Regions from separate parts of the Mus musculus genome. Here region 1 is linked to region 2. A link is a loop called in an ENCODE intact Hi-C map of the cell type or tissue named here. Cell type or tissue: left cerebral cortex. All regions are shown on one strand.

Region 1 (8,000 bases), 210 kb before region 2:
CACGTATAAATTTTAGCTACGGACATTTTTAGCTATGAGTGACCAAAGACCAATTCAAACAAGCTTGAATCAAAAGGGCATATGTTGATTCTCAGGACTGGACAGTCCAAGGGTGGAGAACTAAGGCTCAAATTGGTTTTCCAGAGTGTTTGTGTCAGTCCTAGATTCTATGTGTGTGTGGGGCAGGGATGCATTTCCTCCAAAGAAGGGAGTCGGGCAACTATACATTGTAAGAACCATTTCTGAAATGTTGCTCCTGGGTCCCTTGGGCCAGATTTCTCAAGTAGGTCAAGTGGTGGGCACCGTCTTCCCAAAGTTCTCTGCGACCTGAAGCTGATCATGGCTCCCTTGGTGCTGTGGTGATTTCAGTACAGCAGACACGAATGGTTGACATAGCCAGTCTAAGAGGGCTTTCTCAGCACAGCTTTTCACCTACTCTGGTCTGGGTACCCTCAAAGATCCCCCAAGGACAGCTCCTAAGAATTTTACCACCATGACTGTGCAATGTAGAAATGTCTACAATGAAAACCAAACAAACCAATTCTGCCAAGCCACCGGCAGCCAGCCTCCCACAGAGCTCCCAAGAGGTCCTCATGCACGGAGGCCCTCAGCAATGGTCTCTCAGCCTCTCCTGGGTATTCATGCCACACAGGAGTCCCTCCATAAGGGCAAGGTCCTCAGAAGTGGGTTTAGTCCTCAGGTCACTTTCCACTGACCCCCCCATGAGCCTAAGTCCCTAGTGATATACACTCCCAAGGCTTCATGAACTCTGATGAAAACTCTCCCTGGGGAGGGTAGGGAGAGCGGCTGCTAAGGCATGTCTTCGAGCTGCCCGCCTGGGCTATTAGGCCTTGATGCTTGCCAGCAGTGAGGCTGGCCTCAGCCTGTTCTCGTGGAGTTTATGGATGTGTGTGGGCCACACCTTGGGCCAAGACACTCCTGTTGGACTAGGCCATCTTCTGTGGGGTCTGCCTCTTGGCCCTGGCCTGAGCAACGGTCCTTGCACCTTCCGATGTGCCTCCCTTCCTTCTTCCCCTTCAAATATTTTTCCTTTTCTGTTCTCCTTAAATAAGGATGGTTCAACAAAACCTTGTCACCCTAGACTCTAAAAAGCACAGGTTCAACCATGTTGTGAGCATACCTGTGTGTATGTGATTCAATCATGTTGTTTTGTGTGAGCATGTCTGTGTTCATGTGGCAGGGGTGTACAGAAACCTTAGGTTTCATTCATTAGACACCATCTGCCTTTTCTTATTTTTGAGACTGGTTTCTCATTGACCTGGAACAGGCTTGGCCATCTGGAGAGCATGCCATTTCCCCGGGGATCTTCCTGTCCCTGCCTCTATATCACCAAGCACAGCTTCTGTATTGGAGTCCAGTCCTTGTGCTTGCGAAGCTAGCACTCCACCCACTGAGCTGTCTCCCAGCTCCTCCTCCACCACGATTTTAAAAATGTTCATTGAGATGCGACTCTGTGCTACAGAATGAGGGAAGTACCTCAGGCAACATTAGAAGGAGTTAGAAGATATTTCCTAACCACCCCAGATCCTGAGCGCCCTATAAAGAGCAAGGCACACTACATCATCATAGTGTAGACAATACTGTGTGTCCCCCTCGTTCCTGCCCAGTATGCCCTGGTACATTGAAGACTCAAAGAAGAGCCAACGCAGGAGGAATCAGAGCACAGTTCATAGCTTCTCTGTCCTTTCTTCTTCTTGTCCACCATCATGGTCATCACGTCCTCCCCTGGGAGCATCCAGAGGATGTGGCCATGAGGAAAAAGAGATGAGTGTAGAATTGTTAGGCCCAAGCATACACGTATAATGAAGGCATCTCCCAGCCCCACCTATGGCCACGATCATGTGCATTTATTCATTCACAGGCACAAAGCAGCAGGGTGGGCCTACCATAATCTAGCTCTTATTATAAAACCAGAATGCTTTCCATCTGGGTTTAAGCTGCAGCCTATGAAGTCGGGTCTATAAAAAAATAAGATTGGAAGTGAAAATATTGAGCACAGTAAATTATGGCTGCACTGTGTTCCCTCCCCAGGGCTGTCTTGGTTAAAGAACCTTTCACAAACCCATCTAGGGCTGCGCTTTCTATCTTCCCAGAGAGCGTTATGTTTGTTCACAGGAAGAAAGAGCCTAGATGGCGGAGCCTTGGTCAATAGAGCCAGCGTGCTTGGCCGTTGGCACCTGCCTGGCAGCTTAATGTTCCTTCAAAAGCAGAGTTACTCAGCTACAAAATGAAAGCCCCAAAGAGGCTGTTGCCTAGGAGAAGGTTTCCATCATGGCCACATGTCCCTCCCCGCTTCATCCCACCATGTCCGTCCTGACTGTATCACCGTCTTCCAGCACCGATTCAGTACGAGTGCCATTTTCTAGGCACTGGATGAGTGTTTTGGAGGAAGGGATGCCTGAGAGAGGGATCTCTCAGATCTCTGCAAAGGATAGAAGGGGATACTTGTGTACACAACCAACCCAGGGCCGGAAGGAAAGTTATGAATAAGACATTCAGGCATTCACGGTGTGTGTGTGTGTGTGTGTGTGTGTGTGTGTGTGTGTGTGTGTGTGTGTCTGAGAGAGAGAGAGAGAGAGAGGGAGAGAGAGAGAGAGAGAGAGAGAGAGAGAGAGAGAGAGAGAGGCTCTAGGAGAAGGCAGTTTTCAAGGTGTCTGGATAGATGGGTTGGGTGTGGACCTGCAGAAGAAGAAGGTCGTCTCAAAATGGGAAGTCTAACATTGGGATCAAGATGGGTATGGAATTCAGATGGACTAGACCACGGAGGTCCGTGGAGGGCAGAGAGGGAAGCCATGCTGAAGGAAGAATGGGGTTAGATGAAAGGACACAGCGGACAGAAGAGGAAGGCACTCAATCTGAAGAGTCTTGTTCTGTCATGTGGCAGAGCGCAGTGACTCCTGGTTGGCGCTGGGGCCAGTCTTTGTTGTGAGAGATCTCGAGGCACATGGCCGGTCTCTTTTGTCTGTATACTCTTTTTTTCCTAAAAGAACCCCAAAATAGGGTGGGAGGGGGAAAGAAAAATCCCAAATTCTTATTTCCCCTTTTAGCTGGTTTAAAAACTTGACAAAAAGTTTGAGCGCTAGCTGCTGACACAGTCTTGCTCTTTCGTGCTTTATCCACTTGGGAGGGAGATGGTGTCAAATGAAGGCCACAGTTCACCTCAGTGCAAATAAGGGCATCAGGGCCTTTTCAGAGGGCTTTTGCTTGGGAAATGGGTGGAGTGTGAGGGGACCAGACTTGGCACAGAAAGGACAGCGGCAAGAATGGCCCGGTTGGTCAAATCCACACGGCCTGCCTTGCCCTTCTTTGTGGCCTCGAACAGATGTTGTCTGAAGTGTGGGTCTCAGAGGTTCAGGGCCAATGTAAGGACATTCTCAAGAGCCAACGGGAGGAAGCCCAGGCACCCTGCATCTTGGGATGGAATGAGGCTGGTGCCATCCTTTGTAGACTCCGTCTGTGGGGCTGAGGGGGATGCTGGCTTCATCCCACTTTCTCAGAAATTCTGATGGGAACCAGTGGGGTTGTATTGAGAAGGATTTCCAAGCTCATTTCAAGCCTTTCCCTTGGCTTTATTCAGCAGGCCAGCCCCCCAGTGCCACAACATCCCCTATTCTCTCCTTTCTGGGCTGGTTAATGCGAGCTTTCTGTGGGGGCAGGAAAATGGAGCAGTTGTTCCATCGGGGCTGGGCACTGACCCTCTTTCTCTGGCAGACTCTTAGAATTTAGAACTTGGATCTCTCCCTCCACCCCACAGAGCACAGGGTGTGGGTCCAAGAAGCAGGGAACTATGGGAGAAAGGGGGTTTGTGACCCTTCTCCTCCTCCAGACTCGTCCTTATTCTCCGAGGACAGGCAGAAAGGGCTCTTCCAAGGCCTGCTGGCAGCCAGGCCCCGTTTGTGGTAGGCGGTGTTTATGTGAACGCACAAATGTTTATGTGAGATTGCCAACCGGTTATTTATGAGTCTCTCAGCCTTTCCCCAATAAAAGCTGTTCCCTCAATGTTCTGACAGGCCCTGCATCTGTAACTAATGTGTCACTCGCTCGCCTAATGCAGTTCACTTGTGTTTATTTTTGCACAAAAGCAATTTATCCAGCGGCTCTGGAAAAAAACAGCCCTGTCAGGAACCTTCTTGGGAGCCGAGTGTTTTTCCTCAAAAGAAGGCCCAAATGGCTCACAGGGCAGGGCAGGCTGTTGGGGCATGTGCCCAAAGTGCCCAGAATGTGAGGGTGGGCAGCGGGTGTGAGGAGAGCTGAGCCCTCACTGTTATCTCTGGTTGTAAGGGTGTGTGTCTGTTTGCAACTTCCTGTGGGACTGTGTAGGTTTGTGTTGGCCTTTCAATAGAAAAGTTCTGCCCAGAATGTTGAATGATTTTAAAATGGTGTTGGGGGTGAGGTGACGCTAGCTTCACTATCCCTCTGGTCGTCATAAATCAAAGTTGGGAGAGTAGGCTGTTGGCGGTTAAAGGGCCTGGAGGAGGTAGCTTAAGGGAGGGCAAGGAGGGCGAGAGCAGGGGCTAAAGGGGAGGATGCTTGGCTTTAGGGCAAAAAGAGCATGAGCTCTGGGCAGTCCAGGACCAGAATGATAAAAAGTTGAAGGCAGATGACTGTGCAGGGCTCCTCTCTGCGCGGGTTAATCTGACGATTGTCACTGTTTTCGTTGCTGTAGGGAAAGGGTGCTCTGAGGGCTTGTTGGATGGCACTGAGGAAGCAGAGATCTCCAGCTCTAGAATTTCAGGGGGAAAGGAAATGAGCCGGGGAGGGAGGGAGGGGTCAGGAGTCAACCAGATGCAAAGAGGAGCCCCCTGTTGGGCTGCACAAGAGCCTGGGGTCTCTATGGTCCTTCACTCCATCCCATCGACTGCCACAACTAACACAAGGCAGTCGATCGGGCAGGAGAGGAAGTGACTCTGGGTAGAGCCCTTCCGCTGCTGGGGATGACCCCGGGTACTTGAGCCCACAGTGCGCAGAGGCCCAACTCATGGTAGATCCTTTCTTGCCATTTCAAAATGGCCTAGTAGGAATAGTAGTGGTGAGCTAGGATAGTGACATCAAAGCCTGAGGAAGCCAGCTCTCCCTCTCGGAGACATGACACCTTCTTCTAGTCTTTCTCACACCAAATCATGACTGTTCTGTCCCAGTTGGCAGGAAGATGGTCTGAATGATCTCCATCTTGGGTTGTTCTCCAAGGAGATTTTGTTAAACCATGATGGCGGACGATGTCAAGCCAAAGATTCTCGTGTTAACAGGGAAGTAGATGTACGGTGTGGGGATGGAGCCTTTGGGTCTTTCTGTTTTGAAGTCTTTGAGGCCTGGCCTAGGCTTTGACTGCTCTTCTCCTTTCTATGCACAGGGATGAAGGCAGCTTTGAGTGTGGGGTAGGGAAAATGGCTGAAGGGCAATCCTGTGCTCCAGGAATCAGCCCACTTTAGAATCTAAAAAGTCGGCCCCTCATGTTGAGGCCCCAACTCCACCTTACCACCCTCCCAGGGATCGTCTCCGACCTCCCTTGCACGTCTTTCCCAGGACTGCCCTCTCACAGTCTGGCTAAGCATCTCTCTTTGCCTTCTGCACTAAGTCACAGTCGTAAGGCGCTTCCCCAGCCTAGCTTGCCTTCCTCACAGCTCCCCACTCGAATGCTGCCCACTCCCCCACCCCATGGGAGAGAGTGGGCCACAGAATTTACAGATCACACTTTCCACGGACAAAATCAGTCTTAGACTCTAAAATGAGAATTCACAAATTCCAAACCCCCCGGGAGGGCTTGAAAAGAGAGCCAGGGCAGATGGCAGGAAATAAAGGGTCTTCCGTAGGTAGGCATGTTGGGGAGGGGCGTGCCAGTGAGGAGTGGTCGGGACGGAGGCTTCGTCCTTGGAGAGTGAGGGAGTGGGAAGCCATTCTTCTCATTTCAAATCTGGATTTTTGACGTGATCTCTCCTAGGGTTACATGTTGGCAACAAGATTCATGTCTAACATGCTGCAGGCCAAACAAAACAGTCTCAGACTGGTTGGGGCTGGGCTATCGCTGTGCTATTGTGAAATGGAGCAGAACTGCCATCTGAGATGTGCCCTCCGCCCCACACTCTCTTAGCAACTCTTGGATGGGAATATTTTTTTAAAAAGATTTATCTATTTATTTTATGTATATGAGTGCACTGTCTTTAGACACACCAGAAGAGGGCATCGGATCCCCTTATAGATGTTTGTGAGCTACCATGTGGTTGCTGGGAATTGAACTCAGGACCTCTGCAAGAGCAGTCAGTGCTCTTAACTGCTGAGCCATCTCTCTAGACCTTGGATGGGAATCTTGACTGTGAGCACCTAGTGCCGGAAGCTGAAAATACAGCCCCATCTCCTGAGAAATGTCAGCTGACACCCACCTGTTCTTCTCTTTGGACCCTGTCACTCCTCTTAGCAGGTGCTGTGGAGTTCTGTCTAGACCCAGCCTCTGGGGATCCTGGAGCCGAAGGACTCAGTCAGGGAGCCCTGCTTCTCACTGATGTTGGGAGCAGCGGTTCTTAGTGTATTAAAGGATGCTGCAATCCTTTGATACAGTTCCTCGTGTGTGGTGATCCCCAGCCATAAGATTATTTCATTGCTACTTCATAACTGTCATCTTGCTACTGTTAAGAATCATAATGTCAATATCTGACATGTGACCCCCTCGAAGGGATCTCGACCCACAGGTTGAGAACCGCCAGTTGGGACTGAACTGATGGTGGAGTGTGGGGGGAGGGTATGTCAGGATCAGATTCTAGGGTTATGGTTTGGGCAACAGAGGGGGCCTCATGCTTCTCAGGGGTGTGTGTGTGAGTGTCCCAGAAGTCACCGCCCGTTAAGAGACTATCCTCAAATTTCCAGATCTCACCCTTTCTGGGTGTAGAAGGGAAGTGCAAATTTTGGCTTCAGATTTGACACCGTGAATGTGACCCCAGCTTATTATCCTCAGTGTGTGGCCTCCAGATAGAGTGGGACACAGCTCCCAGAGGCCTGCCTTTGTCACCAGTAGGTATTTGGAGGCTGAGACTGGCTTTCCAAGGCCAGCCTGGCAGAGGATACAGTGCTCAGGGGGAACATTCAACTTGGTTTCGGGTCCCTGTAGTTCTGGGATTCTCCTGGCTCTGCAGCTTATTGATGTGACCTTTGGAAGTGATGCCATCCCATGTTTTGGTGTGGCTGGGTCTGACTGGATGGTCTTTGGCCTGCACCCAGTCTTTGAGTTCTCTGCCGATGACTCTAGCCTTCTGTCACTCCAGCTTCCTATTCAGTCTGATTAGAACTGAACACTGTTGCTCAATCGCTGAGTCCCCAGCGTCTTACAAGGCATATAGCACATCAGAGCTATTTATTGTGTTTGTCAAATGGATAATAAGATGCAACTCTGGCTTCCAGAAGTTAGCCTTGTTTGTAGAGAAGAACCAGACAAGCTGGGTGCTGGAGGGTGAGATGCAACTCTGTCAAACCAGGTCACAAGTTTTGCTGGGCGGCTGGAGGTCAGTGGGATCCAGGGCTACGCTCAGTTCCTGGAGGACCTGATGAAGAACCAGGGAGCAGGCCATTTGGGGCCATTGGAGTGCATAGCTACAGCAGTGGCCCAGGCTTGCAAAATAGACTAACACAGCCATGCAGAGGCATGGTCTTCCTGGAGTGGTGTGCAGGTCAGGTCCTGGGGCCTGTGGGAGTTGAGCAGTCTGGAAAAAGAGGGCTATAAGGAAATTGCAGAGCGCTGAGGCCTTGGACAGCCCCCTCTTACCCCCCCCCCCGCCCCTGTTTGTTTACTCTCTAGCTTTGAGCACAGGGAAGGCCTCCTGCTAGCCCATTATATGGAAGTTCACTATGAGGCTCAAAGATCTTCCCCCACCCCTTGGTGCAATGGGAAACAGTGACATTCTGAGGCTCAGCTGAATGGTCACTCTGTGTTCCCCCCCTCCCCCCCACGTGTGCTTCCTAGTGTCATGGAGCCACCTGAAATGTCTTCCAGG
Region 2 (8,000 bases):
CAGGTCTAAATATCTCTCCTCATTAGAAACAGTCCCACAAAAGCCAACGTGCCAGTGTTTTCCACCTCAGGTCAACATCCCACCGTCTTGGAGGATGACTCTTGCGCCGGTGGGGGGGGGGGCGGGGGGGGCGGGGGGGCGGGGGGGGGGCAATACCACAGCACACAGCGAAGACCAGGGAGCCTGGTGCGTGCAGTGAACGAGAGACACCGCCTGAAGCAAGGCAGAAGTGAAGCTTACACCCAACGTTGTTCTCTCCTTCACATATGTGATGTGGTATGTAGACAGACAGATACACACACACAGATGCATGAATGCACACATGAGTTCATGCACGGGCACACACATACACGAACACACATGTGTGCTCCCACACACACAATACTGCAAAGAAATGCTGGGTTGTTTGTTTGTTTGTTTGTTTCAGTCCATCACTAATCACCTTCCAGCCTCCCCACAGTGCTTTAGAGGTGAGTGACTACTCTTGTCTTCAGTGACAGTCCTCTCAAGAAAAGAATATGGATCCGAGTCTCTGAGTACTAACAACACTGTTACACAAGAGTGGCAAATGTCTCCTGTAGGTGCATCTGGAGGGAGGGATAAGATGGCTGAACACCCAGGAATCTCCTTTGTGAATCGTCACATCAGGCTGGCCCCTGAGGACTCCGTGGGAAAACCGTCTATGACCTGTTGGCCTTCCTGGAGACATAAATCTGAAACAAGTCACAGACTACTGTAGCCAGCACTTGGAGCACTGCACAGCTCACAGTCAGAACCGCTAGTCGGGGGACCACCCTGATACCCATGGGGATCTCTTTCAGAGGGCTTGTCCTAGAATTCTCATGCTATTCAATCCTGGCCTTCGCCTCCTCCAGGGAGTCCTCTCTGACTACCTCCTGCTGATCTCTCTCCCTTCTAGGAACTACAAATCTCATTTAATTATATCTATTCTCCTCTCCCTCTCCCTCTCCCTCTCCCTCTCCCTCTCCCTCTCCTTCTCCTTCTCCTTCTCCCGCTTTTTTTTTCCTTCCTCCTTCTTCTTTTTTCTTCATTTTGTTTTGTTTTTTGAGACAAGGTTTTACTATGGATGGCCTGGAACTCCTTACATAGATCTGGCTGGTCTTGAACTTACAGAGATCCTGCCTGCTTCTGCTTCCAGGGTGCTGGGACTAGCTAATTATACCTCATTATATCTAATTCTAGTTTTTATTATTCTCCCTAAATCATATTGAAACCACAGTGAGGGAAAAACTATCTCTAGGTTGTTGTTGGTTTTTTTTTTCAATTACATTTACTTATTTATTCCGTGTGTGTGTGTGTGTGTGTGTGTGTGTGTGTGTGTGTGTGTATGTGTTTATGGTGTGTAAAGAGAGAACAACTTTCAGGAGCTAGCTCTTTCCTTCTTGTGCATCCGAGGGATCAAACCCTGATCACCAGGTTTGGCAGCAGCCGCCTTTACCCACTGAGTCATCTCCCAGCCCAACCTGGTGCCTATCAACACTTACCGTGGCAGACTTTTACAAGTCTAGAGAAGAGAGAAGAGGGCCTGAGAGCAGAGTTAGGTTCCCAGCACCAACACTGGGCAGCTTGTAACTGTCTCTAACTCTGGCTCCTAGTTGCTCTACTTCCTCAACTGAAGGATATGGTGCACACAGTGCTCTATGAAGTGGGGGGAGTGGGGGGGGGGCAGGCACACCTCCATCCTGGGTGGCTTCTTAGAGAACAGCTCATTTCTAGGCATCTCTTTAGCTTGCCTTTCTCTTTTATCTACTTTAGAAATGGAGTGAAGCCTGGAAGTGGTAGCACCCAGCACACACTTTTAATCTCAGCACTCTAGAAGCAGAGGTAGATGGATCTCTGAGCCAGCCTCATCTATAGAATGAGTTCTGGGCCAGTCATGTGTGTCTGAAAAAGCCACTGAGAAACTTCATCTGGGAAAACGATAACAATAACAACAGGAATGAGATGATGGGGTAAAATAAAACAGGGTGGTCGCATAATTAACCAAAAGCACACCCAACAGGGTAGTTGTTCTGCCTCCTTGTGTGTGTCAACTTGACACAAGCTAGCATCATCAGAGGAGAGAGAAGAATGCCTCCATGAGATCCAGCTGTAGAACATTTTCTTAATTAGTAACTAATCAGGGAGGGCCCACCCCATTGTGGGTGGTGCCATCCCTAGGCTGGTGGTCTTGGATTCTATAAGAAAGCAGACAAAGCAAGCCATGTTGAGCAAGCCAGTAAGCAGCATCCTTCCATGGCCTCTGCCTCCTGGTTTCTAGGCATGCCTATGAGGAATTATCTTAACTAGGTTAGCTGAGGTGGGAAGACCTATCCTAAAAGTGGGTGACACTATTCACTCTGCTTGGATCTTGGATAGCCTAAAAAGGGGAAAGTTAAAGTGGATTAGTGGTGGCACACGCCTTTAATCCCAGCACTCAGGAGACTGAGGCAGGAGGATCTCTGTGAGTTCGAGGCCAGCGTGGTCTAAAGAGTGAGTTCCAGGACAGTCAAAGCTACACAGAGGAACCCTGTCTCAAAAAAAGAAAAAAAAAAAAAAAAAAGAAAGACAGAAAGAAAGAAAGGAGGGGGGAAAGCTGTCTAACATGAGCTTCCAGGGTGTGAGTGCCGAGTAATCGCCTCATACTCCTGCCTCCAGGAGCTTCCCACAATAAACTGGATCTTGGAACAAACCCTTTCCTCCTCAAGTTGCTTCTGTCAGGGTGTTTTATCAGCAATAGAAAAAGTCACTCAGCCAGCATCCAAGAATGTGTTCCTTAACTTAGGGATGGAGGTCCTGGGTGGTAAATGAATGAACGGGCATTCCTTTAAATAAATGAATAAATCAATAAGACAAGTAAGGTTGTTTGTGGAGAATGGCACAGACAGAGTGCCATTGAAGTTCTGCACCCTGAGGGCCAAACAAAACAGGAAGCTGAGGCTAAGATCCCTCGTGGAGGGCCAGGCTCGGGAAAGGTTGCTTACCAAGCGTGAGCAAAGTCCTGGGTTTGATTCCCAGTACCACACACAGAGACAACAGCAACAGCAAGGACAACCACACTTGGAAGTGTCACTAGCCAGCCACCTTTGAACAATGATCCTGACTGTGGGGGTGAGGGAGCAGGGTACAGGCAGGATTTTTCTGCAGATGGTGAAAAATTAGCATCCATCACTGCAGGATGGGGGTGAGGAGTAGCGGGCGGGGTCACTGAAGGGAGGGGCTGCGTGGGCTTTGATTAGTTCTTTTTTTGCACCTCTTAAATATATCGCAATACTTACAGAATACTTTAAGAGTCTCAAGCCAGATCCTGCCGCCCGAGTTGGAGGATGGCTCAGTGGGCATGAGGCTCTGGGAACAAGCACGGGGACTTGAGTTGGAATCCCTAGCGCTCACCCCATGTGCTTGTAGCCCCAGTGTTGGAAGGCAGAGGCAGGAAGATCCCCAGAGCACACTTGCTGGCTGTCCAGCCTGAACCAAATGGCAAGCTTTCATCAGTGAAAGACCCCCATCTCAGAGGAATAAGACAGAGTGATATAGAAAGACACTTTATGTCCTCCTCTGGATTTCATATGTGTGTGTACACTTGCACACACATGTGTACATATATACAACGCACACACAGTCCTTGGAGCTCAGGCAGTGAAATTCCACGTCACAGCAGTTAGAACAGCAGAACTCAAAACCTTTGACAATGCCAAGTGCTGACACAGATGCAGAGTAACTAGAATGTAGACACACTTCCCCTATGCTATGAGACACACAGAGTGTAGGTGCTTGAGAAACAAAGCCAGCCTGCTTTCTCTCTCTCTCTCTCTCTCTCTCTCTCTCTCTCTCTCTCTTTGGTTTTTCAAGACAGGGTTTCTCTGTATAGCCCTGGCTGTCCTGGACCTCACTCTGTAGACCAGACTGGCCTCAAACTCAGAAATCTGCTCACTGCCTCTGCCTCCCAAGTGCTGGGATTAAAGGCATGCACCACCATGCCTGGCTACCAGCCTGCTTTCTTACAACGGAATGCCTTCCCCAGCAACTCCACATCTAGATATTTACCCAAAGGACACAGGTAAAAATATGTATACAAAATGATCACATATGTAACACAAAATGATCACAGCAGCTCTTCTTACAGCAGCCACAACTTAGGTGCCTAGTCTGCAGATAAACTGTTTAATAAAGGAAACTAACTCTGCATATACACTGTATGGATTCCAGTAAGAAATCTGAGATAAAGCAGCACACATTGCAGGACTCCATGGGTCTTCAATCCAAAGCCACATGAAACTTAGAGGATATGTCACCAACAGCAGAGCCTGGAAGGTTGGGGCTGGTAGGAGGATTCAGGGAACATTCTGGACCGAGGATTGTTCTGTCAGTGTGCTGTGGATGGCACAGGGCATAGATGTGGCAAAAGGCACACTGAGGAGCTGTGCCATAAAGGGCCATCGAGAAGGGTCATCAGCCTTCTGTTGCTGCGGAGCCTGAGGAGCTGGGGTTAGTCTCCCAGGATCCACATGGTAGAAAGCAAAAACTGACTCCCACAAGTGGTCCTCTGACCTCCATCCACATGTGCACTGTGGTAAAAACACAGAGGACATGCGTGTGTCACACACACACACACACACACACACACTAATAAATTTCAATACTTTTCAAGCAACTTTAATTTATACATTTTGTTTCACTATTCCACGGTAGGTTTTTAAAAACTGTATCTGTGATGCTTAAAGGACACTCCACACCGACTAAGTCAGGGACTCCTCTGGGTGACGCTCAGGAATCTATCTGCCTGTTCAGAGCCCTAAGGTCCAGGTCCCCAGGGGTGACACCCACTCGCCCCTCCCCCACTTTGGCCCGTGACACTTCCAACAGGGCAGGCTTGGCGTCCCCCCTCCCTCCAAGCTCCCAACCCCTCTGCCTAGTCGCCCTTAGCAACCAAGAAAGGACTTGCAAATCCTCAAAGTGCAGCCGCCTGGGGAGGGGCGGCGCGGTGTCAACGAGACAAGGACACGTCCAAAACGCTGGGTAATTGCCGGGCTGCTAATGCTCAGCCCTTTGTGCGTCCGCGCGGAGCCAGCGGCCGCGCTCCCAAGCCCCGGCTTTTCAGGGCGGGCGCGCAGGGGGCCTGACGACCGCGCTCCCGCGCTCCGAGGCGCATAATTAATCGGCCTTCACAGGGTCGGGGACAAAGGCGCTCATTCACCCGCCGCTCCTCCCTCCCCGGGATATTGTTATTGCGGAAAAACTGCAGCCAGCTGGGCCGCAGGGCAACGTCAGCGCCATGGGAGAACGGACCGACCGCACCTAGGAGACCCAGTTCTCTCTCCTCCAGAGCCCCCCAGAGGGATCGGGGCAGCCAGGAGCCAGGGTGGGCAGGACGCAGGGTCTCTTTTGCGGGCTACAGGGTGCTGAAAGCGTCGAGGTTTCTGTCGGGCCCCGATACGTTCGAGCTGTGGAAATGGGAACGGCACGTGCCTACACTGGCTCCTAGGAGAACTTAAATGGACTTGCTTGCCCAGGCTAGAGCCCTACCCGGCAGGCCCTCCACAACACCAAGAAGAACGGGTCTGTAGTTAAAGTCAAGGACCCCGAGGAGTGTTGGGGAAACTTGCCTAGGCCCACTGTGACCTTACCAAATCTATAAGATGGCTCCGTGGATAAAGGTGCTTGCTTTTAAACCTGGAGACCTCCACTCGATCCCTGTGACCCTTATTAACCATGGAAGCAGAGACCTCCACGTATGTGCACCACCCCTCAAGCATGTTCCCTACCCCACGGTAACGATAAACAACGTTATTTTTAAAGTGAAGCGGTAGGCTGGACATCTATCTGCATTTTCCTGTTCTTCAAGCCCTCTGGAAGCTCTCTGAAAGCCGCCGCAAAAGTGGCTCAGCGCTCCGCCCCAGTTCATGGGTGAGAAGACAATCTTCAGAAGTGACAGGCCACGGTCACAGAGCAGGGCTGCTTGGACCCTGGGCATGCTGGTTGTGCGCAAAGCGGAGCAGAAGAAAGAAAAAGCTGCTAGAGATTGAGACACTGGCCTTCCTCAAGCCTAAACCCTCCCTGACTTCAAAGCCCTGGACCAAGGCTCGTATTAAAACCCTGACCTCTCCTTGTACTGCAAAAGACTTTGGCATGTTCTGTTCATGGGACCTATGGGGGTTCCCCTACCAGCTCCATCTGAGGTGTCTTTGAGAGACCAGGCCCAAAGCCTTCATGGCTGTGTCAAGGCCACTGCCCACCAAACCTGAGTCATGGCTGATCATGGCAACACTCTCTCACCATTCAGAGGCCCTGGCCTGAGGGCTCCATTCCTCTTCAAAGTCCAGTGTTCCCCCAGGCCCAGCAGAAGCCCAGGTTCCAGGTTGGCAAGGCTGGGCTTCACCTTTCCCTCTAAACCCAAGGCATTAGGCACCAGGCCATTCCTCCTCCTCAGTGCAGCAACAGTTGTGACGAGCCGCCATGGCTTTCTGAAACCTCAGGGTTCTGAACAGCTCCCAGAACAAGCAGGGGCTTTCCAAAACCCTGCCTGCCCAGCCCAGCCCAGCCCAGCCCAACCCAGCCCATCTCCTTGAGACGTTCTGTCCCTCTCAGCCATGCTCTGGAAAATGTTTCCTTTGCCTAAGACTTCCAGTCTTGAGCAGGACCATAGGACAGCAAGCCAGACCGCCATAGAGCCTCGGTCCTCCTGGCAAGATGAAGATGGGAAAGCTCCCTTGTTAGCTAAGGAGCCCATTCTGACCTCCAAGGCACAGAGGGGGCCCAACCAAGCTAACTCTGTAGCCAACATACCGTGCTAGACACTGGAAAGCCAATACCCTATGACAGTCATATCTGTGGATTGGGGAAAATGCACAGAAAATTCCAGAACAAAGCGGAGAGAAACAAGATAAAACAGAGTCCAGCCAAGGCCCAGCCGGGCCTCTGAGAGCACAGACCAGCTGTCCAGCAGAAAGCAAACCCAAGCAGGGCTCCTGAGGTCAACACAGTTCTGACAAGGCTTGGGGCTCAGGCATCCCCCAGTGGTCAGGACACCAGCACAGCATCATAAGCCTAGCTGACTCCCGCAAAGTCGGCTGTATTTACAAGCTAGAATAGCCCACCAGATACGGGATACGGCTTCACCGAAAGGAAAGCAGACTATATTAAAGAGCATCCTTGAGAATCTCGCCTGAAGTAATTGAAGCAAAAAGGTAAAGATGTCTAACTTTTCCTCAGATGTTTTCAGAAGCATAAATCATGGGCGAATCTGGGGAAAGCGGCACGTCAGTGATCCCTTGGGCTAGCCTTGGAGGCTGCTGAAGCATCCCGGACACACATGTAAACCGCAGGGCCAGCATCCCCACATTCAGTCACTGTACCCACCTCCTGTTGCCTGCAGCCCCATCCCCTACCACGTTCCCTCCCAGAAGCACTTGCCTTCAAAGGCAGGTATCTTCCATCAAAGCACTTTGTGAACCCCAAACTGGTTTGACAATCCTTAAGGGAATTACTAGCCTCTGAATCTCAGATCAGCTAACATTATGGTTTGTGAACACTGAATGCTCCCTAAACCTGGAGTCCAGTCATTTGCCCATGGATTCCAGTGCTGATGGGGTGGGGGCTGGGGTGGGGGAGAAGGACAGAGAAATGATCAGTGCGTAGACTGAATTGAGAAAAACAGGAGAAAACAAACAAACAAACAAACACCAGATGTGGTGGTGATAACCCCAGGACTTGGGATGTGAAGGCGGAAGGATCAAAAATTAAGGGTAAGCCTTAGCTCCATAGCAAGTGAGAGGGCCAGCCTGAGCTACAAGAGAACTTTACTCAAAAAAGTAAAAGAAAACAACAAACAAAAAGGGGAAGCTAGCGGAGACCACGTAGATTTTACAGCCTACACATCAATATTACATGTCGACACTACATGTCAGTATCCCATGTCAATACTACATGTCAGAACTACATGTCAATACACGTCAGCACTACACATCAGTACTACATGAGTATCACACACTCAGGCCAGA

The links. Peaks named below come from ENCODE experiments on the same cell type or tissue, not always from the same donor. Only the 100,000 strongest peaks of a DNase experiment are listed, where the experiment ranks them.
Region 1: it touches region 2 in a loop (20-fold over the local background); 1 of 42 quality-filtered maps calls a loop at or near these places.

What each region holds. Positions count from the first base shown.
Region 1 is chr17:83,886,049-83,894,048 of GRCm38, forward strand. No RefSeq gene overlaps it. Among named protein-coding and RNA genes, the nearest start is that of Gm35125, 15 kb to the left of the region's middle. In left cerebral cortex, no CTCF peak of the experiment used is centred here; DNase peaks (open chromatin) are centred at 1,408 and 3,756; H3K27ac peaks cover 1,621 bases.
Region 2 is chr17:84,091,597-84,099,596 of GRCm38, forward strand. No RefSeq gene overlaps it. Among named protein-coding and RNA genes, the nearest start is that of Gm35551, 12 kb to the left of the region's middle. In left cerebral cortex, no CTCF peak of the experiment used is centred here; DNase peaks (open chromatin) are centred at 3,751 and 5,104; H3K4me3 peaks cover 698 bases; H3K27ac peaks cover 2,482 bases.